2 separate regions of the Homo sapiens genome follow, and region 1 is linked to region 2. Evidence: chromatin loops called from intact Hi-C (ENCODE). Cell type or tissue: GM12878. All regions are shown on one strand. Each heading gives the region's core, and the rest is flanking DNA. Links, peaks and the distances in the headings are about the cores only. Region 1 holds the start of LOC105370651 (a long non-coding RNA gene). Region 2 has its middle 50 kb from the start of LINC02325.

Region 1 (16,780 bases), core at 3,557-11,556, 300 kb before region 2:
AATGTAAGTGACCTAAATTGTGTTTTATCGTGGTATGAAATCAATAAATATCTGATATTGGTAAAGTGAGAAATAAGAGTATAATAATCCCATTACTTTAACAATTCAACAATAAAAAGCAGTAAAAGTGATTTATTTAGAGGATTAGGGTATGAGTAGAGCCTGGAGACTGATGATTTGTATCATAAATTCTTATATTCTTTGACTTTTTAAGCACATGTAAGGAATAGTTTTACTTGACACATTTTAAGGGAAAAAGCTATTATAAATATCTGAGCCTATTAGAGAGCTACTTATGCAGCTTTCTTGTTTCTCTCTCTCTCTCTCTCTCCCTCTCTCTCTCTGTCTCTCTCTCCCTTGCTCTCTCTTTCTCCCTCTTTCTTCTTTCTGATAGGACCTCACTCTGTCACCTAGCCTAAAGTGCAGTGGCATGATCATGGCTCACTGCAGCCTTGACCTCCTGGGCTCAGGTGATCCTCCCACCTCAGCCTCCTGAGTAGTTGAGACTACAGGTGTGCAGCACCATGCCTGGCTAATTTTTGTATTTTGTTTTTGTAAAGACGGGGTTTAATCGTATTGCCCAGGCTGTTCTCAAACTCCTGGGCTCAAGCGATTCACCCACTTCAGCCCCCAAAAGTGCTGGGATTACAGGCTTGAGCCAACATGCCCAGCCATTTCTTGTTTCTTTAAACACTGATCAACTTTATTTTTTGTTGCAATTATCTGTAATTGAGTAGCCAGATTTCTATTTTTTTAGACCACAGCTTTACGCTTATTCTTTTCTGCCTAGGAGTTGAAAATGAAATTATACACATTCTTTTTATGGAATTGTTTGAAATCGTTAAATTTCAAAAATGTATTTTAAAATGCAGAAAAATTTTACGCTGATCCCTAGAAGCATTCTGGCAGCATTGTGGATCATGCTTTTTCTTCACTTACTCAGAGTCAGCACCTCCTGGCCCATCTATCTTGAACTTGCATTGCTGAAGTTACTTTGAGCTTTATAGGGATTGGATATTCCAGACATAGCAATCATGATAGTAGCAACAATACTAAATAATTGTTTATGTTAATCAAATGACTCTATGGGCAATATATTGTTCTAAGAAGTTTTAAGCATCATATTATTTTAGCCAGACGCCAGTCCTGTGGGGGCAGCTACTAAAAACAATGGTGCAGTTGAATGTAGACTACAAGACCTATTACGGGGATTTCAAACCAAGCTCAGACACATTCTATTTTTTACCTGTAGGACACTTACTTTTAATGTCGATTGTGACTCAGCTTCCTTATGTGTAAAATGGGAATAATCACACTATGTACTTCCTAGAGTTTTGGTGAGGAGTAAATGAGTCAGAACACGTAAGCACTTAGAACAGCGCCTGACGCATGACAGGCAATGCAGCGTAATGGTGATGTCATCCCAATTTTATAGATAGGAACTGAGTCACAGAGAGAGTAAATGGTGGAGCTAGGATCCAACCTGGAGGTATGACTCATTCGTTAGTCTTTTTACCACTGGGTCCCAACTTTGAGCTAAGAGTCCCACCTTATGTTTGCTTTATTAACCTATTGGGGGAAGACACAGGCTTTGAAGACAGACACACTTGAATTCTAAGCCCAGCTATATCCCCTTCCTTAGCTCCATGGCTTTGGTCAAGTTTGAAACTTTTCTGATTTTGTTTTCTCCTTAATTGGGGGTATGAAAACCTCCCTTGCTGAGTGGTTCAGAGGGTGAACTAAGTTAATGTGTAGAAAGTACCCAGAATCTCATTAGAACACAGCTGTGATGAAAGAACTCTATCATCTTCCTTTCCTGATAAATCATGTCCAGAAATGTCTCTGCCCTCCAGAACCTTGTAATCTGAAGGGACATTTAGATTAATAAATGTTCAGATTCAACTTTCCTTGCTATTTCTTAAGCACCCACTATTCCCCCAACATTGCTCAGCAATTCCACATAAATTACATCACTTAAATTACAAAGGATACTGTTTCCTTTTAACAGGTAAAAGAGATGAAAGTTTTGAGCCATGATGAAGCTTAAGTATGAATGATACTAGCACATAATACAAAGCCCTTTGACTGAAAAGTAAAAAGAAAAAAATGCATGGAAACAGGCTGATAGTTGCTTCTCCATTGTCTACTGACTTCCCTTTGCTTGTGAATTACTAAATTCCTTATGAGAAGGTGAACTTACACTTCAAGAGAGTGCTCTGTGGTCTCAGCCTTTACCAATCACGTTTGCCAATTATTTGGTTTGAAAATAGTGAGTATAGAGTTGTGTGATTAGAAAAAGGGTCCTCACAGCCCAGCCTGATGGCACTGAGGCCCCACAAAAAGACAGCGAAGAGGGTCATATGGTGGATGTTAGCAGACCAGGAGACTATGGCTCCGCAGAGACGAAGATGCTTCCCACACCCTATTCTGCCTGTCTGCAGAGTCTATTTCTGGAACCCTAGGGTTACCTGCCACAGATGCTGTTGGAGCCCAGGTCAGGACACACATGTGCCCAGTGTGTGTCACAGCCACTCACATGACATGATGAAAGAACCATCACTCTGCTCCTTATATAAGGGGCTTCTGATAATAAGCAGCCTCAGAGATCTAATTATTTATCTGGAGGGAAAAAGCGATTGTGTTGGTTTTGCCTAAATGCTCAAAGTTTCATGAGGAAAATATTAACAAGGACCTGCTTCCGGGTTGCGGCATCTCACGGGGGTTGACAACCCTTCCCCCAAACTGCGGAGGGGAGGCAACAGGAAGGACCTGGGCATCCACAGGGAATAATCACATTTTGGGCCACTGTTTATGCATGTTGTCAGCAGAGAGAAGAGAAAAGCAACAAAATCTGCTTTTCATGGGCAGAAAGCAAATCTAATGTTCCGGTATTTACAACTTCAATATTGATAGAGTCTCTTGCCTCTGTAGAACTGAATCACAGGAAAACATGTAATCTTTCCTGGCCCTTGTTTGGATAGGGCAGAGATAAATTAAAAAGTTACTTTTTCCTCCCTTTACATCAAGCAGTACAACTTATTTCTGTAATCAACATCAGTGAGATTCACCTTTCGGGAAATCAGAATTTTCTCTTCAGCCACAAATCCATTTTAGGTAAACATCATTGACCACCCACATGTAGAGACGCTTTGTTGGGAAAATCACTTTCCCTTTTTTCCTTTTCTTTGTGATTTTGTAGCAATGTATGGGAGGGTGCATTCCACTAAGAAAGTCTATTGTTCTCTAGACTTATTCCACGTAGGACAATGGAATCGAGGTTTGTTTTGCTGAACATACATTATAATTTCCATAAATACAATTACATTCCAGTGGAAAATATTCTGCAATAGAAGTTCAGTCGCCTGCATAACTGTAGTGTTGGACATAGAAAATGAAGACCGTGTCATTCCCTGAGACGATCAAACGATTACTAAATTTTTTCAAGTTTTCATATTGAGGGGATACTCAGTCATTTGTTTAATAACTGCTCACCAAGTGGCTGTTACACGACAGTCATCGTTCTAAGTTCAAAAGGTACAAAGGAGACATCACTCCTGCCTGCGTAAGGTTTTCTGTCTGCAGAAAGAAATCAGATTTGGACTCAGCTCTCACACCTGATTAGCACTATGAATATCATGTAGGTGGGATTTGGAATGCATAGGGATCAAAGGAATGTGATTTAATCTTTACAATCACCTGGAGAGGGTTGCAATATTACTCACATTTTATAGTTTTATGGCTGAGAAAGGAAATGCTTAGAGAGGTCAAGCAGCAGCCCAAGGCTACAGCTAGAAAGTAGCAGATTCTGAACCTATATATGTGTGGCTTAGAGCCTAGGTACTCTCTTCCTTCAGGAGGACAAAAACAAGGATTGCTATGGTGTTTGCAGCTGTCCCTAAAATTGTCTTCATATAATACAATTTTGATGTTGGTGATACCAGGACTGGGTTTGAGTGTTTGTAAATGTACTGGGGTAGGTTAACCACAATCTCCTGTTATTCTTAATGGTATGAACATGTGTCTATTCAAAATCATTACCATTTGGAAACAACAGAAATATCCAATGCAAAGAGTAGGTAAATCATGTATCATCCATATAAAATCATAATATGCAGATATCTGACATATTATTACAAAAGTATACAAAGTTTTTAAATGAATATCAAACAATGAAATGGAATTGAAAGGTACAAAATTGTGTGTGTGTGTGTGCATTCACAATCCTTTGTAAAATGACTGTATGAAAAGAAATGAGAAGAAAAATACCTAAAATATTAACATGAGAAGTACATTTTAAAATTCATTTTATTTTTCCAAATGTTATCCAATATATATTCATTGAAGTAATAAACTAAAATACAAGTCATTTTATCAAAGCCATCTGTACTCACTAAGAATAGTCAATAAATCACAGCATTTTTAGACTTAATATCAGTCAAGAAGAGTCACTGTCAGCTTTTCTCCTTCTTGGTTTCCCCCTCAGGTGGTCTACAACTGATATTTCATGTCATATAAACACACTGAATTTTGCAATGAAAGAAATGTGTAGAATTGCAGTTGCATTGGAATATGATGGAGAGATGTATTTTTAAATATATCAATGTTTATCTCTCTCTCTCTAGCTATCTCTGTCCTATCTATCTATCTATCAATCATTTCTCTTTTTCTTAATTTTAAGGAACAAATAATTTACACTTCCTGAGCACTAACAGTGTCCCCGGCACTGAACTTGAATTATTGCACTGAATCCTCCTGACAGCCCTATGAGGAAATTATTATAGACACCCCCATCTAATGTGACATATGCAAGCCCACATTGTCAGCAAGGGGCAGAGCCAGGATGTGCATCCGGGCAGCCTCTCTCCACCCCTCCCCTCGCAGTCCCCATCAGTTGGTTTTGTTACTGTGCCTTTCTCTTGAACACAGCCCTTGGCGCTGTCCCTGGCTCATGGCGGACACTCAACACTCAGCCACGGTTGTTGCTGCTACTATTACTATTCACTTCTTATTTATTCTTACATCACCTTTTGTGGGTTGTTATACCCAGTGCTTTTTCTCCTGTTTATACCTGTTTGAAAAAATATAAAGAATCCTTCAATTTGAAGATTTTTGGTTTATCAAATGCAGAAGAAGGAAGAGGATATTTATATAAGTTTTTCAAGATGAATCTTTTAGAAAACCTACAAATCAAATATTCATTCCAGCTAGGGCAATAGAAAATATCTATACTGTTCTACAGTGAACTTCCCTTTTCTCCAGGAATGTCTGCTATGGAACGCGACCATCACTGGCAACTTCTACAGGAGGGCCTGCTTAACAAGCTTTACCAAGGTCCAGCCCACACTCTTTAAACTGGCCTAGAAGGTCCTTCCTACTCTGCCCCTAACTTCCCTTCCAGCCTCTCTTCCTGCCCTAACCCGTTCTTAATCCATCAATTCCCCCATACAGCCAAACCAAGCCATGCTCACTGACTCATGCCTTCCTATTTCGCACCTCTGGGTCTGCACAGATTCTTTGAGCTGACAGTGGACACATCCTCTAAGACGCAGTGGAAGCATGAGGTCTGGGAGGGGCCTCCAGACTCTGGCCCAGCTCAAGATTCACTCTTCTCTTCCTAGAGGTCTTCCAGTAGAGTATCCTTTCCCCATATGCTAACTAATATCCCTGAACAGCATCACCTTCTCTAGACTAGGAAGCTTTGGGAGCAGGATCTGAGTTCTGGGCATTCTCAGTGCCCAGCATGCCAGTGGCATATGGGTGGGGATTAATGAGGACTTGTTAGGGTACAACTTTGGTGGTCAGGTCAATGAAGCAGCATTGATAACTCCACTTAGATAAATGAAGCAAAAAGGGAAGTTTATCCTGAAGATAATGAGACGTCACAGGGAGCTTAAGAAAGGAACACTGGTAGTCTTCACGAATGGATAGAAAAAAGATCCTCATGTCAGGTGCTTTCAGGCCCTCTCAGCTTTTGTCCATGTCCCTTATTTCCTCTCCCTCTCTCTCTCTCTCCTTCCCTCCCACCATCCTTTCATGCCCCCTCCCCTCTCTCCTTTTGTTTTTCATATCTACTTGATAAGAAATGTGGTAGCCAACACTTCAGCCAAAGTCTTCACATATCCCTTCTCTCTTCCAGACTTTCTCAACAAAACTGTACCCCATTTCCCAGTTTCTGTCTCAAAATTTCCTAGATAAGCCTTAGATTGGCTTATTTGGGGTTGGATGACCAACACGAGACCAATAAAACAGCCAGGGGACAGAGTAACATTCTACCACTAAAGTGGATTTTAAAATAACAGTAAAGATATGGACAGTCAAGCTGGGCAGTTACTAGAAAAAACATGATGAGAAGCAAATTATAAAGATGTCCTGTGCAGGTGTGCATGCGCACACACACACACACACACACACACTACCCAAAACATAGTAGGCCTGCCAAAATATTTGTTGAATTACTAATTCAATTATTAATACAGGTTTCATTATTGAGGAATACGTATTCATAATGGTGGCTTTAGTCCTGGAAAAATTCTCTGCTTCCTGTACCCTCAGAGAAGGAAAATGAATTTTCACTGCAGTTCAAATGCTTGCTGGGGTCAAAACACTCTGTTATCTTGAACATATGTCTAATGATATTTGCTTTAATGAAGAGCCACAGCTTACCTCCTTCTCCACAGCACTTGATCTTGCATTTGGGGTGTGGAAGGTCACCCAGCGTGTTCTTGCCCTCGGCTTTGGCTCACCCTGCTGGTGACGAGACCACAGAAGGATAATAAAGAATGGGACCCAGCCTTCCATTAATAGTTTGGCTGGGTTTCCATTGCTGCCCTCTCTCAGCTTGTGGTCCTGCAATGAGTTTCAGTCAAAAGCAAAAGGGAAGTGGTTAGTTTTAAAAGGAGTATCTGCACTTTAACAGCCACTGGAGTCTCTGCAGTTTGCCCATTGAGTTGCAGTGGGGTAGAAACACGGAGCACAGACAGGCACCAGGGCATCGCAGTTACAACGACAAGCTGCAGAGCCAACCCAACTGGGTTCATTTCTGCCTTTTTTCACTTATTAACTTGGTCCATTTTCTTCATCTCTCTGTGTCTCTGTTTACTGTAAAATAGGCATAACAATAGTACCATGCCTACAGGCTCATTCTAGGGCATAAATGAATGACTGAGAGGGTTGACATTGTGCCTGGAACATAGCAGGATGCTCAGGTCTCAGAAGCATGGAGTCATAAACTCACTCCCGAGCTGTCCTTGCGCCATCTTCCGTCATATCCCCGTGTTAATAACCTAAATCTTCATGCCACAGGATTCACTGAAACCCATCCTTCTGCCTTCTCAGACACTCTGGTTGTTTGCCTCTCTCATACCTTGACCTCGAGGATGGAGAGGCTTGACCTTCTCCATCCTTCTTCCCTGATTCTCTTGTGACTTCTCTGTACTACCATGGCCATCTCCCACTCACTTCAATGTTCACACACATGCACACATGCACAGACTGGGCTCTGCTCCTTCCCTCATGGGTCTGCTGTGGTTGCAGATCCCACTGAGGGAGTGGGAAGGGCAGAATGAATTTACAACCCAAAGAGGAAGCACCTCAACCTCAATAGTGACTTAGCACTGTTCTTTCTACCCGGAAACCTCCTGCCCTCACAAAGGTCCCTATGCTCCTCCTCCTTCATTCTCAGCCTACCATGGCCTGGGCAGCTGTGGTCATCTCCCTGTGAAGAGCCAGCTATGCCCTGATGCCAAGCCTCAGCCAGACCCCACGTGGTCCTTAGAGACCTAGGAAGGCAGACTTTCACTTCACTCAGTAGATGTTAAACATCCTAGTGGGAACATTAAGCACTCGAATAATTTCATAGATTCTGGATTTTTCCCAAGGTTACATGTCTTCCCCCATACACAACTTTGGTAGATATTGACCTTATGCAATGCATGTTTAACTGGATCTCCAGTGTGACTTCACCTGGAACAAACACTCTCCACCCAAAAGAAATATATGCTTCCATGTTTCAGATCCCCGAATTTCAGAAATATTGGGGCCCTGCCTCAGAGCACCCCACTACAGCAATATGCTATATATGGAATGTCCTTAGAAAAAGGAGGCTAGGATCAGTTGAGCTCACAGCACTGGTCATAAGCTTCATATAAGCCACTCAATTTATTTAATTCTTCCAACATTGCTGCTGAGCAGACATTTCATTTATTAGGGACTGAGACTGAGCAGGAAGTGATGACCTGAACAGTGAAGCCAGCCTCTGAGGGTTAGAATCCACTTCTGTGGCATTCCAGCCTCCCTGCTTTTTCCCAGACACCTCCCTGCTTTTTCCCAGACACCTCACCTGTCTTCACAACTCCAGGGTTAATGGTTGCTCCATCGTGCCTGGTGTTTGCCCAACCCAATCTCCTCCTAGACCACAGACATGAGTGGAAAGTCCTACTGTACAGGAACTCAATTCTGTCTGAGAGCTCTGGGCTGGTGACAGGAGGCTCATTCTGCTGTACACTGGGCTGTGCACTCTTGGTTAGGGTTTCAACACCAGTGTTTTCACACTATGGTCATGACCTGCTGGAGGTTCATGAAATCAGCTGAGTACAACTGGCGTTTCAAAACAACAAAACAGAATATTATAAAATAGAAAATATCAGATTTAAACACCCACATTTGGAAGGAATGTTGTTTTGGGCAACTTTTGTTTAGTTTATCTGTCACATAGCTAGCTAGCTGTAAATATGTTTGGTAAAACTTCTGTTTCTCATTTTGCCTATATATGTATCTGGCTATTTCTCTATCTGTTTATGTGTCTGTATCTAGTTTGTCTGTCTGTCTATCGTTCCATGCATATATTTGGACTGGATTGTAGTTAAATGCATATCTTACTATGCATTGAGGTTGAAAAAGTTTAAATTCACTTCTCTGAATCTCTCTGAAAGTTTAGGTTTCTTTCTTTCTTTTCTTTCTATAAAAAAGGTTATATAAAGATATAACCTAATGGGTTGTTGTGAGGTTCAAGTGAGATGTATATTAAAGGACTTTGTAAAGTCTGATTTCTCACAAACAGGCTGTTTACTACCAAGAAAAGATTGGCATCGCATGCCACTCAGAGTTCCAGATTTGAACCCCTACTTCTCTGTTCCTCAGAGAAGGCCTCCATTTCCTCATGACTGTCTAATAAACATGGAGCTGCTCTGGGGAGATGCAATTGTGAGGAAATGGATACAAGGCAGAAAACAAATTCCAAGGCTGTTGGAGACCCCAGTGCTAAGGACTGGAGTGAGATCCACTCAATGGGGTAACACTGAGACCCAGGACTGTGGAAATGTAATAAGATGACTCAGCAGAATTCAGGCTGACATCTCCACGGACAAATCATACATTTTCTTATAAGTTGGGCCTTCAGAAGTAATATTCTTTTCAAAAAGTTAATAATAAGCGAGGCTCTTCTATTCTAGCCAGAATCCAGTGTGAATATTTGAAACAAATGACTTTCACAGATATATAGAGGGAAAAAAGAATTCAAAGCTAGCATCTTATCTTGGAGATGAAAAAAGTGGGGGTGGGAGGAGAGAGCCACAGTCACACAATGCCTCTGTGAGAGCAGTTAGATTATAATCCAGGTCTATCCCAGGACTGGAAAAAATACACACTCAGTGGTTCTCACTGGTGATGGATTTATGGGTAACTGATTTTCTTCTTTGTTGTTTCAAATTTCAAAAGGGAATGTAAATTATTTTTACAGTCTGATTTTTTTTAATTTTTCAATAAGTCATTAAAAAATAGAATGCATCAGAGGAGAGTAACCAGGATGAAAGGGGAATTCCAAACTGTTTTACACAAGAAATAGTTAAGAAAATTAGAATGTTTATTATGGAGATGTAAACTCTTACCAGAGTGTAAACAGGAAGAGGCATTCACAATCACTCACTGTCTGCAAAAGGAAAAGATCTCTGAAGGCAAAGGGGCTGGGTTTTTCTTCTTTGTGGCTCCAGGGACAGAATGAAAGAGCCTAAGCAGGTTTCAGAGAGATCTTTTCCATATCTAGAAAGAATTTCTTACAGGTAAAGCTGAACTTAGGAAACCTGGGGATTGTCATCACTGGAGGAGCTTGGCAGAGACTGAAGAACAAATGGCGGTGGAGTTTTCAGAGGGATTTTCATGGGTTAGTGCTTGAAGGAAAAGATCTGAGTGTGTTCTAATTTAGGACACCCTATGAGGATGCAGGAAGCTCTTACAGTGCCCTGTGGCTCCACATCTCTCTTAGATGTGGCTTAAATTATTGTAGCAAACATGTTTCATGTTCCACCATCATCTTCTTAGCCATGGCTTTAGGACATGCTTTTATGGAGGCATCTTCTGGACCTTCCTTCGTAATAGACTCAGTAATGACCCCCAAAGATGCTCCCATTCTAATGACTGGAACCTGTGAATACGTCACCTTACCTGGCAAAAGATAATTTTGCATATGTTATTAGATTAAGGGTCTTGGGATGGGAGATTATCCTGGATTATCTGAATGAGCCCAATGTAATCACAAGGGTCCTTATAAGAGGAAAGCAGGAGGGTCAGAGTCAGAGAAGAAGACGTGACCACAGAAGCAGAGGATGAAGTGATGTACTTTGAAGATAAAGGAAGTGGCCATGAGCCAAGGAATGCAAGCAGCCTCTAGAAGGTAGAAAAGAGAAGGAAACAATCTCTCCTCTAGAGCTTCCAGAAGGAACGCCAGCCTGTTGGCATCCTGATTTGGGGCTTCTAACTTCCAGACTGCAAGATCATAAATTTGTGTTATTTTAAGCTTCTAAGTTCATGCTAACTTGTTACGGCAGCAATGGGAAACAAATCATGGAGCCAATTAAATAAACACAGGGAGGGAAAGAAAGATGATCTAACTTATTGTGAGGACTGATACACCTGGGGCAGACTACACACTTTGCTTTATGTGCTTATCACTTGAACCTTAGATGTGGGTATCAGAAACCCTATTTTATAGGTGAGGAATCTAAAGCTTTATAGACATTAAGTCAGTTGCATAAGAGAATTTTTACAGTCTGAGAAATCAAGCTGGAATCTAGACCAAGAGCTGCCTAGCTTTTCCCACTGAACTTTGCTGCTTCCTAGCAGGTCTGCCAGGCACCAGATCTAATCACTGCTGCCCTGTGCCTTCCCTTTCTATCCACCGTCCGAACTCTAAGCCCTGCAGTTCCAGGAGGCCTGGGCATGGGGAGGTCCTCTCCCCACAGGAGCATGCGCATGGTTGGCTGTGAATATTCAACACCCTGATATTCGGTAAGGCTCCCACTGTGGTCAGAGCCCAGGTGGTAGGGGAGGGGATAACTAATGTGGTTTCAGATGCCGGAGATGTGTTGAAACAAGGCTGGACCAAGAGAGGTCACCTGAACAACCCGATAAAGGGTTGTTGATCTCCGGTCTGAAACCAGAGCTGAGATCGGCTGCTTTTTCTCGTGGGTAAATTTTTAGAAAGATCACTTCCCTTCTGAGATGGAAACTCGACCCATTTCTGCAAATGCCTGTAACTCTATCTTTGCAGCATCATAGAGTGCCCATACTGGGCATGCCGCACAGGTAGTCCTTTCAGTTGTTTTCGTTTTTTAAGTTAGTACTTTCTTGTTCCTGTAAGTTACTTCACTAAACCTCGGTTTTTTTTTTTTTTAATGTGTTAGACTAGAATAACAATACAGAATTCAGGAGGCTGCTTTGAGGGTCACAGGAAAGAAAATTATGCCTGCACAAGCACCTTGAAACTGCAATATGCTGTGCAAATTTCATATACTAATTAATTAATTGATAAGTTCATAGCCTGCATTATTTACAAAAACAACTTGATTTAAAATGAAAATAACAAATTGTAAGTAAGCATACACACACATCTGTTGAAAGGAACAATGATAAAAAAAATAGATAAGATAGAACAAGGAAGAATTAAATGATAAAAGGGCTTACCATGAGGGGAGGTATCTAAATTTGTCATCTATTTACCCCCTGTATCTGAATCACCTGCTGTCTGGCCAAAACGTAGATTCTTAGCCCGTTTCTAGACCTGCTAAATGGCCATAGTTGAGGGCAGATATGCAAACAGCATATTTTAATGTTTCAATTTCCAGACAATTTACACTATGGTTTGAGAAACATTGTCCAAAGTTTTAGAAAATTACTAAAAGAAAACTGCAAATTTAACTTGTGGCCTTCTCAGGGGCCCAAACAATCATAATCAGTTAAATACTCTAAGAGTTTACCAGCTAAGAACAGACTAAATCAGGAAAAGCAGATACTTTTTTTCTCTTTTTGAGACCTGAGAGAAATCCCTCTTAGGAGCAACCTCTGAAAATCAGTTAGACATCAACAAAGTTACTGGCCTGCAGATGGATGCATAGCCAGGGCCACAGCAAATGGCCGGGCAGGCTGGATGCTCTGCATCTTCAGGGGCCTGACTTTGCAGGACTGTGATGAAACTGAGCCACTCAAGTTGCACAGTGTGCAACCTGCGTGCAGATTCACAACAGCCTGTTCGAGATCTGCCAGGAATCTCTCTGTAACGTGATTAAGAAGAAAAGTTACTCAGGAGACCTGGTCACACAGTATGGATCATATGAAGACTTTGGCCACTGTGAGTCATCCCAGAAGCAGCAAATAATCTATGGCAAGCCTTCTGGTCTATGTACCTGGCACCATCAACCTTCAGATGTCCTTAAGTGAGACCTGGGCACCTCTGCAAATATTTCCTTTTCCTTTTTCTCAACACCCCTTTTATATTTAGGTAGGCATTGCCATTGCTTCTGCTACAGTTTCTCTAATATGTCTTAATTTAGTGATGAGTAATTTTTTAAAAGATTTATTAACATATAATTTATTTACCACATAACTCATCTTATTTAAAGCACACAATTCAGTGATTTTTAGTATGTTCACAAGTTTGTGTAATCATTGCCACAATCTAATTTTAGAATGTTTTCCCCTACTAAAAGTAGTACTCCCAAATGTATTAGCCATCAATTCTCATTTCCCCCATTTCTCCACCCTCACCCCAGCCCTACACACCACTGATCTACCTTCTAGCTCTATAAATTTGCCAATTCTGATCATTTCATATAAACAGAATCATGAGATATGTAGCTTCTTTTACTTAGCGTGATGTTTTCAAAGTTCATCCATATCATATCATATTTCATTCCTTTTTATTGCCAAATAATATTCCACTTGGTTGACTATATAACATTTAATATATCCATTTATTAGTTAATGGTTATTTGTGTTGTTTCCATTTGGGGGCTATTATGGGTAATGCTGCTATGAACATTCTCATATAAGCTTTTCTGTGGACATTTGTTTTTACTTTTCTTGGGAATACCTAGGAGTGGAGTTGCAGACTCTTGGTAACTCTATGTTTACCTTTTTGAGGAACTGCCAAACTATGTCCGAAAGTAGCCGTGACATTTTGCATTCACACCAGCAATGTCTGCATACTCTTACCAACAGAGGTTACTGTCTTTTTTATTCTAGCCATCCTAATGGGTGCGAAGTGATACTTATGGTCTTAATTTGCGTTTTCCCAAAGACTAGTAGTGTTGAACAGCTTTTCTGTGCTTATTGGCTATTGATCGATCTCCTTAGGAGAAATTTCTATTTAAATATTCTGCCCACTTTTTTAAACTGGAGTATTAGTCTGCCTTTCTATTGCTGACTTGTAAGAGTTCTTTATATATTGTGGATGTAAGACCCTTGTCAATATTTTCAAGTATCTCTTAGCAAATAGTTTCTCTCATTCTGTGGGTTAATCTTTCACTTTTTTCAATCTTCACTTAGTGGCACAAAAGTTTTCCATTTGAATGAGACCAGTTTATCTTTTTTTTCTTTGCTCACTTGTGCTTTCCATACCATATTGACGGCACTGTTGCCCTGTGTATGGTCATGAAGAACTATGCTTATGTTTTCTTCTAAGCGTTTTATAGTGTTACTCTTGCATTTATGTTTATTTCCATTTTGAGTTAATGTTTGTGTAAAACATGTGACTGAGTCCAACTTCATTCTTTTGCATGCAGATGGCCCATTGTACCAGCACTGTTTGTTAAAAAGAGTATTCTTTCCCCATTGGCTGGTCTTGATGCCAATAATCAATTGACCACAAATGCAAGGGTCCATTTCTGGATTTTCATCTCAGTTCTATGGATCTCTATGCCTACCTTCATGCTGGTGCTTAATAAATTCTTCACATGCCTACTAACTCTGTTTAGACCAAGGGTTGGTGAATTGCAGCCCTGGGAATCCAGAGGCAGATGAGTTCTCTGGGTCTACTTAGGCAAGTAGTAGTCTTTTTCACACCAACAGAAGAGTACCCAGGGAGCAACTTCCAAATTGTGTACATCTTGATGTCTTTCATTTCTTGTTAAAAATACTTAACAAATTTTCCCTTTATCCTGAAGGAAAATCCAAACTTTAGTAGACTTCATAAATCTTCTCATAATATGGTTGTGGATTGCTTCTCCAGGCTTACACCCCAAAGAAGATTGCATAAAGATGGCCGTTCTGCATGGAATGGAATTCTCTGCAGAAGACACACAGAAAACACGGGCACACAGCCAATATATTCTACTTGGAATCCGGGATACTTGCTTTGCCCAGTACAATGTAGCAAAACTTGGTGCTGGACAGATTCTGAGTTCAGACCTCAAAAAAAACATATAGGCTCTGATTTCTCTTTTACAACCCTGATAAGTCAGAAAATAAGAAAGCCTGAGATAAACTGCTGGATGATTGGTTGCCATGTTGAGAAGATAAGAGGCACTGCATCTGACAGCAGCCAGTTTCCAGAAAACCTAGCACCTGTCTTCAGATGCATGAGTGAGGCCCAGCCAAGATCAGCTAAGTCTGGCTTAAATTAGCAGAACTACCCATTCCAAATCTGAGCTCATCTCAGGTTGCTGACCAGCAAAACTGTGATCCAAGTAAGTGGTTTTTGTTTTTTACGTCATTAAGTATCAGGGTGACTTGTTACTCAGCAAAAGCTAACTGATACAATCCTCTTAACCTCACACCATTTTTTTCTCACTGTTAAACTTTTGCACATAGTGTCTTCTTTTCTTAGAAGACCTTTTCCAATCTCCTTATCTTTCTACTCATCTTTTAAGCCTCTTCTCTGAGGAGTCTTTCGTGGTGCCCATACCTGGGTAAATAACCCTTTCCCTGAGCTCCCAAAGCTCCCTAGGTTCCTTCTAGCACTGCCTTGTTACCCTGTGTTTGACCTTCTCATTTACTGGTCATAACTCCTCCCCTGCAGACAGTAGAAAGTACCAGCATGCATAGCTGAACTTCATTACTGCAGGCCAAGTGTCAAGATTCATACTTGAATATCATAGGAAGGTAGATGTAGACATATCACTGAAGCTTGAGAGGTCAGGATAAACAGCCTGGAGGATATTACCTCTGGAGAAATGTCGAAGTTGGTACAACCAAGTGTTTTCCAGGTAAAAAGGCCCATGTGAAGAGCTTCAGGAAGGAGAGAGAGAATGCCATATTTGAGGACTGGAATGCGTTCAGGTTTTTGTCTGATGGGGTAGAGCACAGGTAAAGGCCAGGAGTCATCAGGAGTCACCGGCAGACTAGGATCAGCCACCTGGATCAAGTCAGCCAAACCTCTCCTTCCTTTCAGTTCTGTCTATTTTCTTTATGCTCGTTCTTTGGACAGAATACAGTTGTTTTGAAAACCTCAGTCTGATTCCACTAGGCTAGGAAGAACTAAAAAGTGGATTCAGTTTTCAAGTGGCTTCAGCAAGTTCTTCCTTTCCTGGTATCCAGGCCAGTGGCAAAGATTTTCTTCCCAGATTAACAGCAGGGAGAGGAGAGGTGTGGCCCAGAAGTGTGTAAATAGAGCACTAAGGCTAACAAAACCTGGGGAGCTGACTCTCTGCATTTGCTCCGGTGTCTGGTGGGGCGCAGGCTCCTCTCCAGGTGGTACTAATAAAATGAGGCTGGGATAATGGGATAAAAGCCCAGAAACATAAAAGCTGCCTGGAGGGGAAAGGGAAGAAGCAGTGGGGGGATACTTTCCTCCCAATGTTAACTGTTCCCACATTAATCAGATTCAGGTATCACAAATTGGTCTTGTCTGCTCTTCCAGGAACATTAAGGGAAGCCGCAACTCCAGAGTCATGGGTCTTTAAAGCAGGAACAACCCCTTTAATCAAGTGGCCTAGCCTCTCCTGAGAGAGGCAGAAAATGTAAGGCTCAGAGAGGGGCAGTGCCTTGGGACAGTTTGCACAGTGAACAGATGCCCTTTGCTTTCCTTAACTAGACTATAAGACGGCTGAGGGCAGGGACCTGATCTCTGGACTAGCTTCATATCACCATGCCTCACACACTAGTGGTGTAGATGGAAATACAATCCAACAAAATGGCAAATGACAAGGTCATCTCATGGGAAGGTAAGGGTTGTAAATGAAAAGAGTGAGAGCACTGTGAAGGTGACTGGACAGGGAAGCACACTGTGTGGTGTTTAGAATGGGAAGGACAGGGTAGGGTCAAGCTTAAAGGATGAATGGGAGCTCAGGGAATTCTTAGGTCTTACCAGCAGGAAAGGAGAACCCTAATACCACATCAGAGGAGCCAGTGTTAAGCTCTGGGGAGTGGGGGTTGGAGCCAAAACAAGAAGAGAAACCAGGAGGAAATGGCTGCTCAGAAGTGTGACGAGCTAGTAGACCAGACGGACCACACATCTCAGCTGGGAAAGCCCCAAAGATGAATTCAGCATCAATACTAGGATGGTGTGAGTTTA
Region 2 (16,780 bases), core at 3,650-11,649:
AAACCAGAGTTCATGTAGAAAAGAGTGACTAAGAGGAGATGCTCAACTAAAGTGATTGTCCTTTGCCTTTCTGCCCCCAGTCCATGCGGCACATGAACGGGGCTCTAGCATGATGCTGGGAGTCCACCTGGCCTGGTGGGCATGTGCAGTGCTGAGCTCTTCAGAGCAGAAGCTGCAAACTCAGCCCTGTCTGCAGAGACTGTGTTGCCACCAACTCAGAAGTTCTATTTCTTCAAGGGGAGAGGAAGTCTTGGGACATCAGTTTTTGACAAAGGCAATTAACAAGTTGTAGGTAGAGGAACTTACTTTTTTCCCTAATCATGAGCTTTAAAATTCACTGCTTCTAGAAAGAAACTGAATTTAAAATGCAATTATTGTGCAGTAATTAACTTTGTCCAAATGAGGCCCTTTCAGAACTCAGTTTCTTTAGGGACACATTATTGAGCCCAGTGAGGTGGTGTGTTTTCCTGGCCTTTTTTTTTTTTTTTTTTTACATTTTTCAATAAAGTATTTTTGTGGTCAAATTGGTGGATTTTTTTTTAAGTCTGATTTGATATATTTGGGCTCTTTCCAAGAACTCTGTCAGGGTGTTCAGAGTTTCAGCTTTCTACTTGTGGGGGAAAGAAAAGAGTCTCATTTCTATAAATCGAATGTGTTTTTTGCCACGTGAAACAGCCTCTTGGAAATCTGCCTCCAGCCAGCCAGCTTAAGACAATGGCAGTGACAGTTAGATGTTGTCCTTGCCCTCTTTCCAAAACTGACAAATTTCACCTTAAAATTGCAAGAGCAGCTCAGTCCAGAATGGAGCATTGTGCAAACCCCTGGCTGAAATGGAAAGAGGCCTTTGACAATGGGGAAATGTGGTTAAAAGGCCAGCTGCCTTTAATTCACCTGTGTGATACCAGTTGAGATTTCTTACTTTTCTTTTCTTTATTTCGTTTTTCCCCTACACATGGTCACCAGGGAGGCAAGACTTGACTTTACTCCGGTAAGAGTAAATGCTCACTGTCCCAAACATGCAGGGTGCGACTAGGTAGACACGTGCTGAGGGCCCAAACCTGGATCAAACCAAAGAGAAACAGCACAGCGAAAGCAGATCTTCTCTCTTTCTATTTCTCTCTGGGCAAATATTGGAAGCATGACTTATTTTTAAAAGGCTTTCTCAAATGTTTTCTTCATGCATGTTTTTCCATACATCTCTAAATAATGCAAAATTTAGAAAGAATAATGGGGCTCTGTCCTTGTAAACCACCCAGAGGGGAAATTTTGAATGTGTTGAAGGCTTGGAATTCAGGGCTAAATTTTATATGGCCAGCCTCATTTCCAACACAACATAAAGTAAGTCCAAAGGGAGAGAGACTGACCCTTTCTCCTTCTCTCACAATATCCCAGCTCTGCAAAGCCAAGGTGTTACTGGATTCTGCAGAAATTACCAGCTACTTTCACGCACTTGGCCAAGAGGAAGAAAGAAAATGAAAGAAGAGAAAGAAAGGGGAGAAGAGAGAGAGAGAGTGAGAACCTCGGCAGATATACGTTGGCCCTGCCAATGACTCTCTGTTTAACTTGTAATCAAAACAACTCAAACCCAGTTACTGTTTGCATATCTGCCAAGTTTCTCAATTTCAGAGTCGGCAGCAGGCCCTCGGTATGACAGCCTGTCTTTCAGATTCCAGCAGAATCTGCCAAAGCCCCAGCACAGAGGCAACTGGTAAATTAAATGCCAGCGAGCACGGGCATTCCTACACCTTTCCTCTGTGCACACAAAGCAGCATCCCAGGCCCCTCATCCTGGCAGAGGCTGTGAAGACCCAGGATGCCCACATCCTAGCCTGTGCCTACACCCCCTTCCCTAGGTCATTACCACCCGGTGCCTGCTGAGCATTAGTCAGTGCACGGATGGGAACAAACTACCAAGTTTTCCTTTTAAGAAGAACCTGGGGTGGAGAGTGGGGAGCACCATTCTGCCAGCAGATGAAAAAAAAATACTCACAAATCAAATAGACTCAGAAAAACTCACTTTCAAGTGCCCAGCGATATCATGCAATCTATAGATAACGTTAGGTATTCAGATTCACCGCAAAGTGTAATTGAAAATAAAATAGACATTAAATACATAGAGACACATCTTTAAATCTTGCATCCTAAAAGCTTCTTGTGAACTAAAGATAAGGCTTCTCTTTTCCTAGGAAAGTGTAAGCTTCTAAAAGCTAGTTGATTCTTCAGGGGAGGAGTAAGCGCTTAGCTACCTTCACATTTATTGGTGCTGATTAGCATAACAGATATTAATGAATAAGCATTGTTTTGACTGCAACTTTGACTATAACCTGCTGATTTAATGACTCACACTAAGTTTAGGGAGTGTGGGCTGCAATCTTAATTATGAAAATGTGGCCGAGCTCCTGAGATTAGCAGCTAGCGTAAATATCAAAAACATATAATGAAGACAGGAGACAAGTTCGTGGGCCCAATGGCCACTATAAATATGAGAATGATCCCCTAACTTCACCATTTATCAAAATCTGCTTCTACACAAACCAATGCATTTTTTAAAAATCTTTTAGAGTGGTGTAATTTGCCTTCGTACCTGGACTGACATGCACGTGAAGGCTGCCAAGGAGAGAGACCAGGTCTCTTCGGCAGTCACCTGGGTCATGTGTGCAGAGGGTCTGTGAGTGGCTTTGTCATCCCTGAGAACGTTTGCAGTGACCCTATCTGTGTGCCCCTCTGCATGTGTTTCCACGTGTGTCTGGACGACAGCCCCAAGCGTGTGGACGGAAGGCAGCACTTCACAAACAGCCAGACAGAGCACCACCTCTTTAGTGCAGCAGGTAAGAGAGGTCTGTTGGATCTGGCGCCTCTTTTATTTGCCATAATTTGGCAGGTACTGCTCTGCGCGGCTGCAGAACTGAGAAGGTGAAGCCCTTTGATGCAGCCTCTGATGGGCGTCGGGCACAGCACACCATCAAGGCAATTCTAGCCTCTAAGCCCCGTGATGCTTTCTTTTCCAAGCTCAGGAGCTTCATTTGAGAGAAAAAAACATTAAGCATAATTCACCAACCTGCAGGTTTTCTTTCCCTAACCTAGCAACATTTTCAAAAGAAAACATAATTCTAAGTGGTTCCAAGGTTTAACAGCGAGGCCAATTACCTGGTGGACATTTCTGGAGATGCAGCCACCATGGGAAAGCTGCTAAGAAATTCTAGTCGCTAAATTCTAATTAGCTGACAGGCGAATTCCTGTTAAGTTTCTGTTTTTCATTCAGAGACGCTATGAATGGGTCTGATCACTTTCTGGGAAATTGTAATTGTGCATGTGTATGTTTAGAAACAGGAGGCCTTCCAGTCCAGATTCTGGTCTTGGTATTTGGAAGGACCAGGCCTTGATTTTGAGCAGAAATAACCACGTTCTTCTGAGCTCCTGGTGTTTTGACCCCGTAGCAGCCGCAGCCCAAGGCCCGCAGCACCTCCTTAGAATCCCAGTTTGCTGCCAGCACCTAATTGGTATGCTAATGCCCAGAGCTGCCTCAATTTGTAATTCTTCCCTGGAAATGGTATTCAGATTTCTGCATCCCCTCTCTACTAAGAGAAGGACGCTGGGAGATTTTTTTTTCCCTTCGTCTGGTCAAACAGGTAAAATAAACTTAACTCTGGTGACGGCAGACACATATCCCCTCCCTGAGGCCTTCTTTAGTCTGAACGGAAAAGCGGAAGCATGGCCAAGTGAAAATACTGATCTTTCCATTTGCCGACGAGGAGCAGGGGCCGGGGGAGAGGCCAGGTTCCTTTTACAAACTGTTGTTCTCAATTATCAATTTCCAGCCCTTTGTGCAAACTCAGGGCGATGCCGTTCCAACATCTTTACTTAGAACTTGGGGGGAGGCTCCCCTTTGCTTAAGATAACCCCTTTTCTTTGTATTTGAAAATAAATGTAAAGTTTACCTTGGGAACAAATGATTAATGAAGTGTTTTCAGTGTACCCCAGCTGTTCACTATAATAGAAGAATAATTTGATGTTTGGGGTTCTGAAGCCATTTGATGGCAATTGTGTGTTTTTTTTGTTTTTTTTTTGGAGGGGTCTGTGGGGTGGGGTGATTAAAGGGTTAATATTCAAATCAGAAATTTGCAAGGCCTGCATAATGGGAGCGCCACCCTCATAACAATAGGAATTTTTAACAATATCCAGCCTTGTTAGCAAGAGAGTTACATGCATTGAGGGCAATCAGTGTGTCTTGTCAGTTTCTTTTTATCTACCATCTCCAACCGCCGAGGAGCCGAAATGAAGCACTTTGGAATTATCAATTTCAGCCACATTTGCATAACAAAGCCCCCGAGGAAGAGGCATGATAAATGTGAAGGACCCCTCTTGGAAAAAGAACTGTCAACCGCGCCCCGAAAGATTCTCCGACCGAGCGCATTCTCCCGGACTGCAGTCAGCGAAAATAAAATGAAAGCATTAAAGAAAGTCATTCTCTCAGAGAGAAAAATCTCCCCCTCTGCACAGAGAGAACTGGATGAAATGACATTATGCATATGAAAATGTCCAGAAAGATGTTTGATTTATGTATGCATTAGATGCAAATTCCATTACGGTGCGCGCGCTGTTGTGTGATTTGGCGCTGAACACATCAGCGCCCTGATCAGATCTGATCTCATTAATTCCGACAAGGAGAGAGAGAGGGAATTGAGAAGAATTTATGGCCTGGACACTTGAAAGAAGTAAATTGTAATTCTGTTTAAAGCTGTAGCGAACCTTTTAAACACCTTTTATTATAGGAAAGAAGCACTCACTTTTATAACACTGTAAGGACTTACTTAATCCTGCACTGGGGGCTCTGGTCTTCATTTAGGGGGAAAAAAATCTATGACCTTGTTTAGGGGAAAGAAAAAAGAAGAGGAAAATGTCTGTCTTGAACCAAAATTCAGGGAAAACATCACAATAGTAGGATCAAAGGAGAAATGATGCCTCTGTGAATAATTGGGTAAACGTTTGGTTTTAAGGATCGTGTGTTTTGTTTTGTTTTGTTTTAGTGGCTTAATATTTTCAAATAAAATACCAAACAGTGAATGAATATTTTTATGGGACTGGGTAACAGATTTACATTTTAAAATGTCTTTATTTGCATTACAGATAAAAGCGCTACTAACAATATGTGACGGGAGATGCAATGGGAAAAGTTATCTTTTGAAACCTCTACTTATTAGGACTGCTTTGAAAGCACAGTCAATTTCAGACCAATATGAATAATAATGATAATAATAATAACCCCACTGCCAAAATAGTCTTAAGGGGAAATACATTTTTATAGGGAAAATCCCAGATTGTTTCTCTCTATTAATAATGATTCTTATCTTTCTTTTGCTCCTGAACAAGACCTTAATAAGTCGTTTCCTCCTTTCAGGAGCAATAATCACCCTTCATGGGTGAGATATCCTATATTTACTTGATAGCGAGTGTAAAGCCGAAAGTGTCTCAATATGTTATTGCATCAAGGAATCATGGTTCCTCCCCCAGCATTCATGACCCCCTGGGGTGCAGCTTTGCCTGCTAGAGTTGCGTTTCCCTGCGCGTCTTTCATCTTCGCCAGCTATGATTAACTGTCTTCCCAGGGCCGGAGGTGGGGGCAGAGACTGGATTCGGAAAACCTTAGTTACCGGATCATGTTTGATTTTAGATGGAAATGAAGATACCGAGGCGGAATTCTCCCCCAGTGCAGCCTACAGCTTCCCGGGGTAATCCACTCCAATAGAAGTCATTGTTGGGTTTAGCAAATGTTTATCCAGATTGATGCAGCAAACTTACATGTGAACGCAGATAAACAGCGACTCGGAGGGCAAAGGGTTCCAGAACCAGGTGAACCTGCTTAAATGTCACATTTTGTCAAAGGCTAATCCCCTTGTCGTTCCTCATTTCCACCCAAACCATAAAAGTATCTCATGTGTGCTGTAGATATAATTATAGATGGAACCCGCGTATTTACACTATGCATCTGTGTCCCTACTCTTCCGTGCTGTATGTTTTAAGGACACAGGCAATGAGTAGCGGCCACTGGTTTGCCCACATTCCAATGCATCACATCGGCAAATCAGGAAAATAATTGGGTTTTCCTTTGAGAAGAGAGAGAAGGGGGAAAAAATCCTTCTTCCTGTGATGTTTTAAAAATTCAAAATTTCCTCATTTATCTCCATGTTAGCTCTAACCACACAGTTGAAAGGTATATTTAGACTGCAGATACTGTATTTTAGAATGTGGAATTTCACGTCCTCTCACTTGGGGGACTTGAAAGAATTGTGCACATTTTGAATAGGCTTGTCTGCAAGTAAGAGGGAAAAGAACTTACCTTGGCATTATACTAGTGAGATTTTGGTTTTTTGCAAGGCATTTAATGTGTCTGTGTATGTGTGAAGGCATGCATTGAAATACAGAGCCAGTTTGTTCACCTTCAATTAAGTTCTCCCTCAAATATACACGGAAGGAAATGTACATATTATATTTTATAAATAATAAGGCTTGGGGGTCAGCTTTCTCATATCTTCACATGGTTGGCCAGATCTTAGTGTGTCTCTCTCTCTCTCTCTCACACACACACACACACCCAGTGAATGGGTAAGGCTTGGTGATTAAGGTCGTGCTGTTTGTTCATCTCTGCCCTGGCTAATGTGATTGAATTGGAACAATACCTTTGAACTCCTTGGCTCTGATCTGCATACTAATTGATCCCAAGTCCTTGACAATGACCTTAGCCGCCATCCACCCATTCCTGCAAAGGCTGCTCGGCCCTACTCAAAAGTTGCTATCAAAATCCAGAAACGACACAGAAAGTCCCTTTATAAAGAGCGTCTTTGAGCAGTGTGTTACTCCCTAGCTCCCCCTGCGAGATGCTTTCAGAAATAAAAAGTATTTGTCCAGGACTGGAAAACAGTTTTGTCGCGGAATGCTCAAATGTCTGTGGAGTAACCGCAAGAGCAAAGGGGGAGAAATTCGGTTGTCAAAACTTACCCTCGTGGTGATAGGTAACATCTTCTCCTAAAATAAAAATCCGTGATGATAGATTCTGTGCAAGATGTTTCCCAAAATTGTCTTTGAGATATCAGAAGCCTGCACATACATCTCACTCTTCTAAAAATCAGTGGACAGGATCAGATCCTGCCTTTATTTAAAATCTGAATTTTTTGTTCATTGTGAATTTTGGTGCATTCATTTTATTTTTTTAAACATTGCATCCAATTATCATTTTTCTTAATTACTGCCTTTTTGGCACTCCATTAAATTTTGCACCCAAGGTGCATGCCTCAATTCTCTCACCCAGATCCCAGCGCCCCCAGCATCTCTGCTGTAGTTTTATAGTCTTAGGAAAGTTCTGAGGAAAGAAATTCGAACAGTGGAAAAAGTATATTTTTCCCAAATTTACACATATTTACCTATAAATTTAAGTGGGCACAAAAACAAGTGAAAGTATAATAATTCATGGGGATTCGCGTATCTCTTTAAGGTAAAAAGGTGCTGACATACGCACACACACAACCACACATCCAAAGAAATTAAAGACAAAGAACCACATTGTTGGTGACTTTTAAAATTGTACTGTGCAGTAATGAATTAACCAGTAGCTAGAAGGTTTCCATTAATAAACCAAAGTTATATTCTTTGTGTGACCTTGAAAACAACAACAAAAAAAGTCTCTTCTGGGGAGAAAATGTATCAAAGGAGTTTATTAAAAGCAATGGTAGTATCAGTCCTAAAGCAAACACTGGAACAAAATAAAAACACAAAAACCTTTTCTCGGATATGAAATCATCGATTATATTGGACTACAGCGTTTTCTTGAAATCTGCCTGAGGGATAAATTGGAGGGGGCCACCCCATTTGGCTGTGAACAGAATAGATGGTGTTACTGGAATAACTACTCAATTAAAATCAGCGACCCCTTGCTCACCTACGCTGGCTTTACCTGGGCCCACCTTGCCGACAGCAAAAGAACACAGGTGCAAAACAAAAAGACCACCGATTTTCTCTGATACCACACCACCACCTGACATCCAACACTCGTCTTCCCGTGATTTAGAGATCAAACACTGGTCCTTGTCAGCCCAGGGCAGCCATGAGTCACAAAACCACGTCCACGGGCGCACACGGCTTCCACGCTTTTTCATTTCAGTAAGAAGACACTTTTCTAAGAACACGGTGTTCTAAAAAAGAAAGAAAAAAACTGTCTGTAATTTGTCATGAATTTCAATTACCAAAAACTTTTGATTTTTTTTCCTCTTTGAAAAAAAAAAAAGATTGGCATACCTCCAGGTTTTAAGAATGTAGTTAATGCAGAGAATGACAGAAAGATAAAGATGTGTGTGTATGTGTGTGCGTGTTTGTGTGTGTAGGAAAAGCTCCGAACATACGCTGTTCATATAGGCCTAGCTGGGTTTTAAGCCCTGAATAAAGGTTCGTGGTGACATGGGTGAGAAAGAGCATTTTGTATTTATGTGGAACGGATTGTTCTGACAGGTTCCACAGCATTTCCCAGAGCCGACATGTCACAAATGTGACTTGTGGCATCCCAGGGCTGCACACACACACCAGGAAGCCGGTTTACACTCACCAACTCACGGCACATAAAGGGTTTTGGAGAGGAAATAAAGACTCATTTTGCAATTGGAAACTACAAGGTTTTTTTTTTTTTTTTCTCCTTTCAGATACACAGAATACTTACCAAACGGGAGCAGAACTTTTTTTTTTTTTTTTTTTTTGAAATGTGCAACTGTGTGAAACTTGTCTGGTTTCAGATTTACACAGAAATTTGGAACCATCTTGTTTTCATCCAAACAAATTCAAACTGAAGAACCTCTTAACTAAGCTGGGAGCATATTTGCACCAAGAAAACTGATGTTCCTAATTCATTAACCTACAAGCATTTGGTACCAGTGGAGCTTACTAAATGTGCACAGCCCAGTGACTTGCTTTTTTGTTCTGTTTTCTTGAGGGCTGACTCTTTACTTGCACTGTCCTAGGTAGGAAGTGGAAGATAAAAAAACAAAATCAGCATGCTATCAGCCTGTTATCTGTTCTTTGGTCTTAAGGAATGATTTCAGGTTTCTGAGGTGCTTGGTATACATAGGTGAAGCTGAATACATGTTTACCGTATAAGCAAATACGTAAAATTAGAACACTTTAAGTTGTAACATGAGACAGTATATAATTAAAATGCCAAACTGAGCGGTCCAGATCATTCCAGCAGGAGTTCAGAGGTCAGAGGAAGCCGCATAGTGAGAATAATCACTCCTTCTGGCACAGCACCAAACAATTTAAAATCAGTTTTGCATCACTGACTACCTCCATCCTCTGTACGGTCCTGCATGCTGGCAATGAGCAAAAAAGATACCATCCCTGTCCTCGTGAGGTTTCCAGTCCAGCCATTGGTGGGGCGGGAGATAATATACAGCATGCCACATGGGGATACACATTATGGGAAAAAATAAATCATTAAAGGAAATGTGGAGTCCTGTGGAGTCCCAGGGTGGCGTGATGTGTTAGTATGACGCACATGGAGGTTAAGAAAGCACTCGTACGGTAGGGGAGGTTTCTGTAAGGATAAAAAGCAGCAAGGGAAGAAGCCACCTGTCTCTCTAGGGGAAAAGAGATCCAAGTAGAGGGAAAAGCAAGTTCAAAGCCTGGGGCAGAGCCTGCTCGGTGTGTTCAGGAAGAGCAGGGGGGACATGTGTTTGGAGCAGAATGATCAAATCAGAGGGAGGCAGAGGTGGGGGAGATCACTCAGGAGCTCGAAGGTCATGGCAAGGACTTCGGCTTTTACACCCAGTGAGATGCAAACCAGCGGACGGCTTTGAGCACGAGAGTGACGTGATCTGAGGCTAAAGATGAAGCTCCCTCCTCAAGGCATTTGGGAAGGGTAAATGCCAAAACGCAGGCTCAACCACCAGTTTAAGAACTACATGTAAATGTGACCTGCATAGGTCGAATGGGAAGCTGTTTCAGAGACTCGAGGCTTTTTTTTTTTCTGTTTACAAAAAGAAGATAAAAAACTATGCAACAAAGATTAAAAAAAAAAAAAAAGACTGGCGTGTTCTCCAGTTTTTCATTACACTCACATGCAATACGTTCATGTATTTTCCGATCTATGATGATGATTTTTAAAAACTACATTAATGCAGTGGAGAGAAGAAAAAAGCAAGAGATCCTTAATGTGCCCACTGTGGACATCCCTTTATCTTCCTCCCAGTACTCCTGGAAATGGCAGCGTTGCTTCGAGGGCCTTGCAACAGGGCACATGTGGAATGAGAGGCTGGCAGTCTCCAGATCTCCAGAGCCCTTACTGCTCCCTGGAACCCAGTCCATCATCAACCTAAAACCAAGTTGGCCAACAGTCCCTGGCTCTGACTCATACCCTTCCATTGAACTGGACAGAACCTCGGTTTACTCATCTGTAAAATGGTAGTGTTAATGTACATTCTGCCTATCTCCAGATCAATGGGGCACCCAGAGGAAATAATTAATATGAAATTGCTTTGGCAGATAGAAATGTAACAGAATATTTATGTAATTATGTATAATTATATTATTAGTTTTTTTAAAACAGGCAGAAATAAGAAAACTACACATGAAAACTAAACAGCCTACATAATCTATGCTGATTATATGTGTACACACACATACATACATACACATATATATACTCACATATACACAAATAATTACAATGCAAATTTTAAAACATATATATACAAAAAAGTTTTAAAAAACTACTTATAGTTTCACCACCCAGAGAAACCAAAATTAACTTTTCATTATATTTTCTTCCAGTTTTTATCTGTTCAGAATATAAATGTAAATATTTGCATAACTATTTTTATATATTTATGTTATTACTAATATATATGTACCTACAATATGTCATGACTAGGCTATGGTATATAACATTAGCCACAGCTCTACGTCATACTATAACCATAGCCTGTAACATAGCATGCCACAGTTATGTCCTATTATAGGTACAGTGTATAATATAATGATAAATTATTTTATGTAGTTATAGAAATACATCTACATATATACAAAATGTAGATTTACATCATTCAATATATTATTGTAAAATTAATACCAATTTTTTTGTTTAAACAGGTAAATCACATATATTGTTTAAAAGAAAAGTCGGCAGTACAAAAGTGAAGTGCACCCTATCACTACCATTTTCCCTTCAAAAAGCAATAGCATTTCCCATTAATAAGTGGTAATACATTGAGCACACTGTTCTGTACATTTTTTTTTTTTGAGACGGAGTCGCTCTCTGTTGCCCAGGCTGGAGTGCAGTGGCATGATCTCGGCTCACTGCAACCTCTGCCTCCTGGGCTCAAGCGATTCTCCTGCCTCAGCCTCCCGAGTTTACAGACATGTGCCACCACACCCTGCTAATGTTTATATTTTTAGTAGAAACGGGGTTTCGCCATGTTGTCCAGGCTGGTCTCCAACTCCTGACCTCAGGTGATCCACCCGCCTCTTCCTCCCAAAGTACTGGGATTATAGGCGTGAGCCACCGTGCCTGGCCTGTACTTTTCTTTTTTTAATTAAAGATGCATCTTAGAGATCATTTCATGACAGCAGATATATACATCTGCTTCTTTCTTTTAGTGGCTGCATGGCATTGCATTGTAAGAATATTTGACATTTTATTTAATCTACAAATGTAAGTTAAATCATTTCCAATTAATCACTATCCTAACAAAGCCACAAAAATCACATTTTTGTGAATTTCTGTAAGTACCTCAAAAAGCTAAAGTGCTAAAGTGGAACTGCCAGGTTAAAGAGTATGAATCATGTCAAGTTTGACACAAACCCCCAATTCGTTTTGCAAAGCCGATGCACTAACTGACCACTCACACATACCACATCTACAAAGTCCATTTTTCCATTCCCCCATTGCCATTTGCATTTTCCTTATTACAAACAAATTGAGAATCTATTTTAAATAGTAATTTGTTTCCTTTTTGCCAATTGTCTACTAAAGTTCTTTCAGTATTTTTCCATTGGATTGTTTTGCAATATTAACAATTTGTAGAAGCTCTTTACATATGAAAGAAACTAGTCTGACATATATCACATAGGTTGCAAGACAGGAGTTACAAATTTATAGAAAGAAAAATCCATCAATCTACTTTTTGAGCTTCTGGATTTTGCATCACGCTTAAAAAGTCTTTCCTGTTAATAATTCCAATATTGCTGCTGGAGAAATCACCCTGAAGAGCCAGGAGAGCTGCAACAGGGAAGAGGACAATTTTTTTTTTTTTTTTTTTTAGACAGAGTCTCACTCTATCACCCAAGCTGGAGTGCAGTGGTGCAATCTCGGCTCATTGCAACCTCCACCTCCCGGGTTCAAGTGATTCTTGTGCCTCAGCCTCCCAAGTAGCTGGGACTACAGGTGCAGACCACCACACTCGGCTAATTTTTATATTTTTAGTAGAGACAGGGTTTCACCATGTTGGCCAGGCTGGTCTCAAACTCCTGACCTCAGGTGATCTGCCTGCCTCAGCCTCCCAAAGTGCTGGGATTACTGGTGTGAGCCACTGTGCCCAGCCAAAGGACAGCACAATTTGTAAAGAAACAAGGCACCTTCAGAGAAGGGAGAGAGGACCAGCGAGGCTGGCTAACAGGTTGAAGGATGACATGGGAGGAGGCTAGAATGGGAGACATATCAGGGAGAGCAATCTGTAGGTTTCTCTCCTACAAATAGTTTTATTTGGGAAAGGAAGGGACTTCACCTGATGCATACTCTGAAGACATCACTGCAGTATGAGTAAGAGATTAGTGAGTGGCAAGAGAGGAAGCAAAGAGATCTGGAGCTCAGGTGACTGACGGTGGCCTCTGGGCAGGCAGTGAGAAGTGGATGGACTCGTGCACCTGTAATGGGGACCAAAGGTGGAGAACCTGCCACAAATGCAGGTGGATGGAGATCCCATTTAAGGTGGCAGGAAAAGTTGGAGGTAATGGGCAGCACAGACCACCTGCTCACTTTTGGACAGGATGATCTCTAGGGGCTGTGAGAAATGCTCACAGGGGAGGCTGGAAGGCAGTTGTCTCTATGAAGGTGTTGCTCAGAAGAGAGCCGCAGAGGTGCTCACCCCTGGAAAAGGTGCTTCATCATCCTCAGGCATAGTCTCCTCCTCTGCAAAATGAAAGAAATCACTTACAAGGGGACAATGATGTAAGCCACCCAGCCAAGGGCCTTGCACAGAGTGGGTGCCCCCAGGGTGACCAGATCTCCCTGATCTCGCTCCCCCACATCAAATACGCAAAAGCATGTGGGTTGCTCTGTGACCACAGAAACATGCACATCGTGAACTCCAGGCCCCTGCCAGGCCCTGAGGATTCAGGGGTGAGGGAGGCTCAAACCTTGCCCTCGGGGACCACTGGGTCCAATGGGGAAGGACAGTCAAACATGCGATGGGGTAATCAATGGGGTGCAATCAACCTGGAAGAGCTGGACATGCAAGCTGTAAGGTAAAGGTGCCAGGAAAGTAGAAAAAGGCAGAACTGTCATCCACTATTGGGGGAGGGGAGGATAAACACACAGACGACAGAAAAGAGGCAACGCTGTTTTTACCTTCATCAAAATTTAACCCACAAGGTCTTATTCCACGGTTTGCAAAGCATTTTCCCACCAGTGATTTCTTTTAGTCATCTGAAGGGCCTACAGAAAAGAAAAATTAGGGGTCACTATCCTGCTTTTATAGGTAGAGAAACTGAGGCACAGACAGGTGTGATGATGTACATCACCCATTCAGACCTTGTTCCAGACACCATCCCGCCACCCAGGAAAGCAATGGATATATAGAAAAAACTTAGGAAGATCTCATGGGAGCTGGAAAACCTAAAAGAGGGCACTAGAAATGGCCATGCTGAAAACCAACAAGACAACACAAAAGCAAGTTTTTCTACCAAATTGCAAAAGGGATTTAGACTCCACTGGCTTCTCTCGGCCAGGAGACATCCTCGGTTCCTGCCCATCACGGTAAATATCAGGGCAGGAGCGGTCGCACGGGCGGGACTCTCTATCACCAACGAGCTACTTAAGGCTTCTCTTATGGCCTAATAAAGTCACTCAAAGAAGAAGAAGGTACAATTAAGCAATAATGACCCGGGCAGAAGTCTTTCTGAGATGCATAATGGGATGTTAAAGGCTCAAGTCTTGACCCTCTAGTTGGCCATTATGAGGCTGGTGAAGACAGATAAACAGATCATTACAGCTCATATAAAGTTCAGAAGTTAATTTAAAACACTACTGTTCATCACGCTTTAGCCCTGCCTCTCCCACTCATAAAAACATAGCGAGGCTTGCATGAGTCTTAGAAGATATTTCTATCTTTTTCTTTTTTTTTTTTTTTTAACATTTTGAGAATTTAGGTTACCATTAGGAACAGCGAAACTAAACAAGTTGAGGTTGGTTTTGTTTCCAAGTGTCCCTGACCCATTGGCTCTGCAAGAAAGGCCACTCCCTGACCCCAACCCCAAAGCCCCCACCTACTACTCATCCATCACCTTTCCCAACTTAGGCTCCTATGGGGAAATCGCTCCTTGACATAATTCCTGATTGAACTAGTGATGGCTTCCTTCTCTGTATGAGTGTGTGTGTGTGTGTGTGTGTGTGTTTATATGTGCTGTTTTGTTGTGTGCAATTGTGTGTGTTCACTTGTATGAGTGTGTTTTATATGTATTTATGTGTTTGTATGAATGTGCTTGTGTACGTTTGTGTGGGTTTGTGTGTCTTTGTGTATGTGAACATATGCAAAATTGTGTATTGCGGGGAGATGGATGTTGAAAAGAGGGGATCAAATGAAGAAGAGAGGTGAGTACTGAGAAATTAAAAATCAGAGAATCCTCAAGGCTGGTCTGGGGCCTCTGCACCCCAGAAAGCAAACCAGAATGCCCAGCCACTTTTTTCCAGTAAATAATTATTGCGTGTCTGTTGCAGGCACTGGCACTACAAAATGGGCTTGTGTTCTCTTTGGAAGAAGAGAGAAAACAAAAATGCAAAAATATAAAAAAACAAGGCCATCTGAGTTTTCAGTGGGTGCAAACAGGGAAATGATACAGCATGATTTGGTTGAGAATGGTTGGATAGTTAGGACAAATTTAGATCTCCTGGTTAAGGGAGTAGTGGCATTGGAGGTGACACCCCAGTGACAAGAGAGACCCTGGCAAGTGGAGATCAGAGGTCAAAGTCCCAGGCTGGGAGCAGCACGTGGCTGTAAAATGAGCACAAGCTTGGAATGTTTATTGAGTTTTATAACTCTTCTTCTTCCTTTCACTCTTACCTTCCCCAGCCTTTAAAAATTCTTTGCTGCTGTTGTTTTTGTTAATAGTGAGCCTGATCTCTTCTGTACTACAGAGACTAAAAAATTGCCATGACCAAACGTGTTCCATGTGGTACAGGGGAGCCAGCGACAATTCCAGAGCAGACCTAGGTCAGCACTGCAATCCAGGAAACTCGCCTCTCATACATTTCATGGAGCATAGCTCAGTACTAGGCCTGCTGTCAGGATTCTTCAGAGACCTGTTAAATTATATTCCTGCCTTACATTGCAGAAGTTCTGGGTTCATTTCAGGCTCTTCTCTCCTGCTTGGCAGAAACTGAACGATCAGCAGTCAGACAGAGAGAGAGGAACTAAGACAAATTAAGAGAAAAATAATCGCAGGATACAAATGAAGGCACCTTTGACTGACAGAATGGTGTACTCCCCTGAGCTAGTGCGTGGAGAGTCAACCCCGTGTCCCTCAGGAGGTGACATAGCGTTTGTGGAGGAGGCTGCCACCCCCACATCTCACTGACTGACATGCCTCGGCAGAGACACTCCGGAGCACACCCTGCCTCACCCTTCAGAGCTCCTAGAAATACCTGGCACTGGAGCCAGCATCCCCTCAGGTGTAGGTAAACCACAGCCAATCAGGAGATGGCATGATGCTGACTCTTCTGGATGAAAGGAAGCTCTGGGCGCGGTGGTCCCAGGATCTTGCCAGGGGCTCCCAGGCTAGAGACAAGGCTCTCCTGAGAAGAAGGTGGAGTGAATAGAAACTTTAAGGGCCTCTCAGAAGAGAACAAGCTTGTTGACAACTTGAGAAACTCTGAAACTGTAGGCAAACACTGATGTTCATAGGCATGGATCCTAGAAGAGAATCTAGAGTTTTCAACAGATTCTCTGGGGAGCCTGTGATCTCCAAAATACAAAGAACGTCTGTAGACATTGTTCTCTCTGCTAATCAAGACCCACTCTCCTCAACCTCCCCTCCTAGAGACTATTCTTCTTTCAAGACCAAGACCCCTTGTGTCTCTCCATGAAACCTTTCCTGACCATCCCATCCTTCCGTCTTTGAGTTGACCCAGCACAGAGTTCTCTCGTGTATACTACTCTGCGTGGTAACTGATTATTTTCGAAGACCATCTTCCTCCTCAGAATGTGATCCCTCAAGGACCCCCACAATATTTTATTTGCACTTCCACACCTAGGGTCCACTACACTGCCCTGTGCTTACTATGTGTTCAATAAGTGTTTCTGTGAATAAATGAATTCAATCCTGCTTCAATAAAGATACCATTTGGATGTACCACCCTGGACCTGCCTGTTCTCATCCAATGACATCAGAATAAACACTCACATGTGGCCTCCTTGACTTTGAAGAGCAGCCAATGCCCTCACTGTCTCTGGATGGGGCATCTTTGTGGCATCTCCCTGGACCACCTTAGGGCTTCTTCAGCACAAAGAACCCTTATGGAAATCAGGCAG

The links. A loop is a pair of places that touch in the nucleus more often than their neighbours do. Peaks named below come from ENCODE experiments on the same cell type or tissue, not always from the same donor. Only the 100,000 strongest peaks of a DNase experiment are listed, where the experiment ranks them.
Region 1: it touches region 2 in a loop (3-fold over the local background); 2 of 110 quality-filtered maps call a loop at or near these places.

The regions. Positions count from the first base shown.
Region 1 is chr14:97,697,859-97,714,638 of GRCh38, reverse strand. It overlaps LOC105370651 (a long non-coding RNA gene), which reads right to left and starts at 8,504. Exons shown (of 5, transcript XR_944186.4): 1 at 8,339-8,504; 2 at 6,664-6,846. RefSeq lists enhancers at 1,118-2,317, 16,573-16,622. In GM12878, for the core only: a CTCF peak has its summit at 6,757; DNase peaks (open chromatin) are centred at 6,838 and 11,418.
Region 2 is chr14:97,400,922-97,417,701 of GRCh38, reverse strand. No RefSeq gene overlaps it. Among named protein-coding and RNA genes, the nearest start is that of LINC02325, 50 kb to the left of the region's middle. RefSeq lists enhancers at 5,274-5,795, 13,608-14,807. In GM12878, for the core only: a CTCF peak has its summit at 6,872; DNase peaks (open chromatin) are centred at 8,532, 8,861 and 9,008; H3K4me3 peaks cover 1,618 bases; H3K27ac peaks cover 3,613 bases.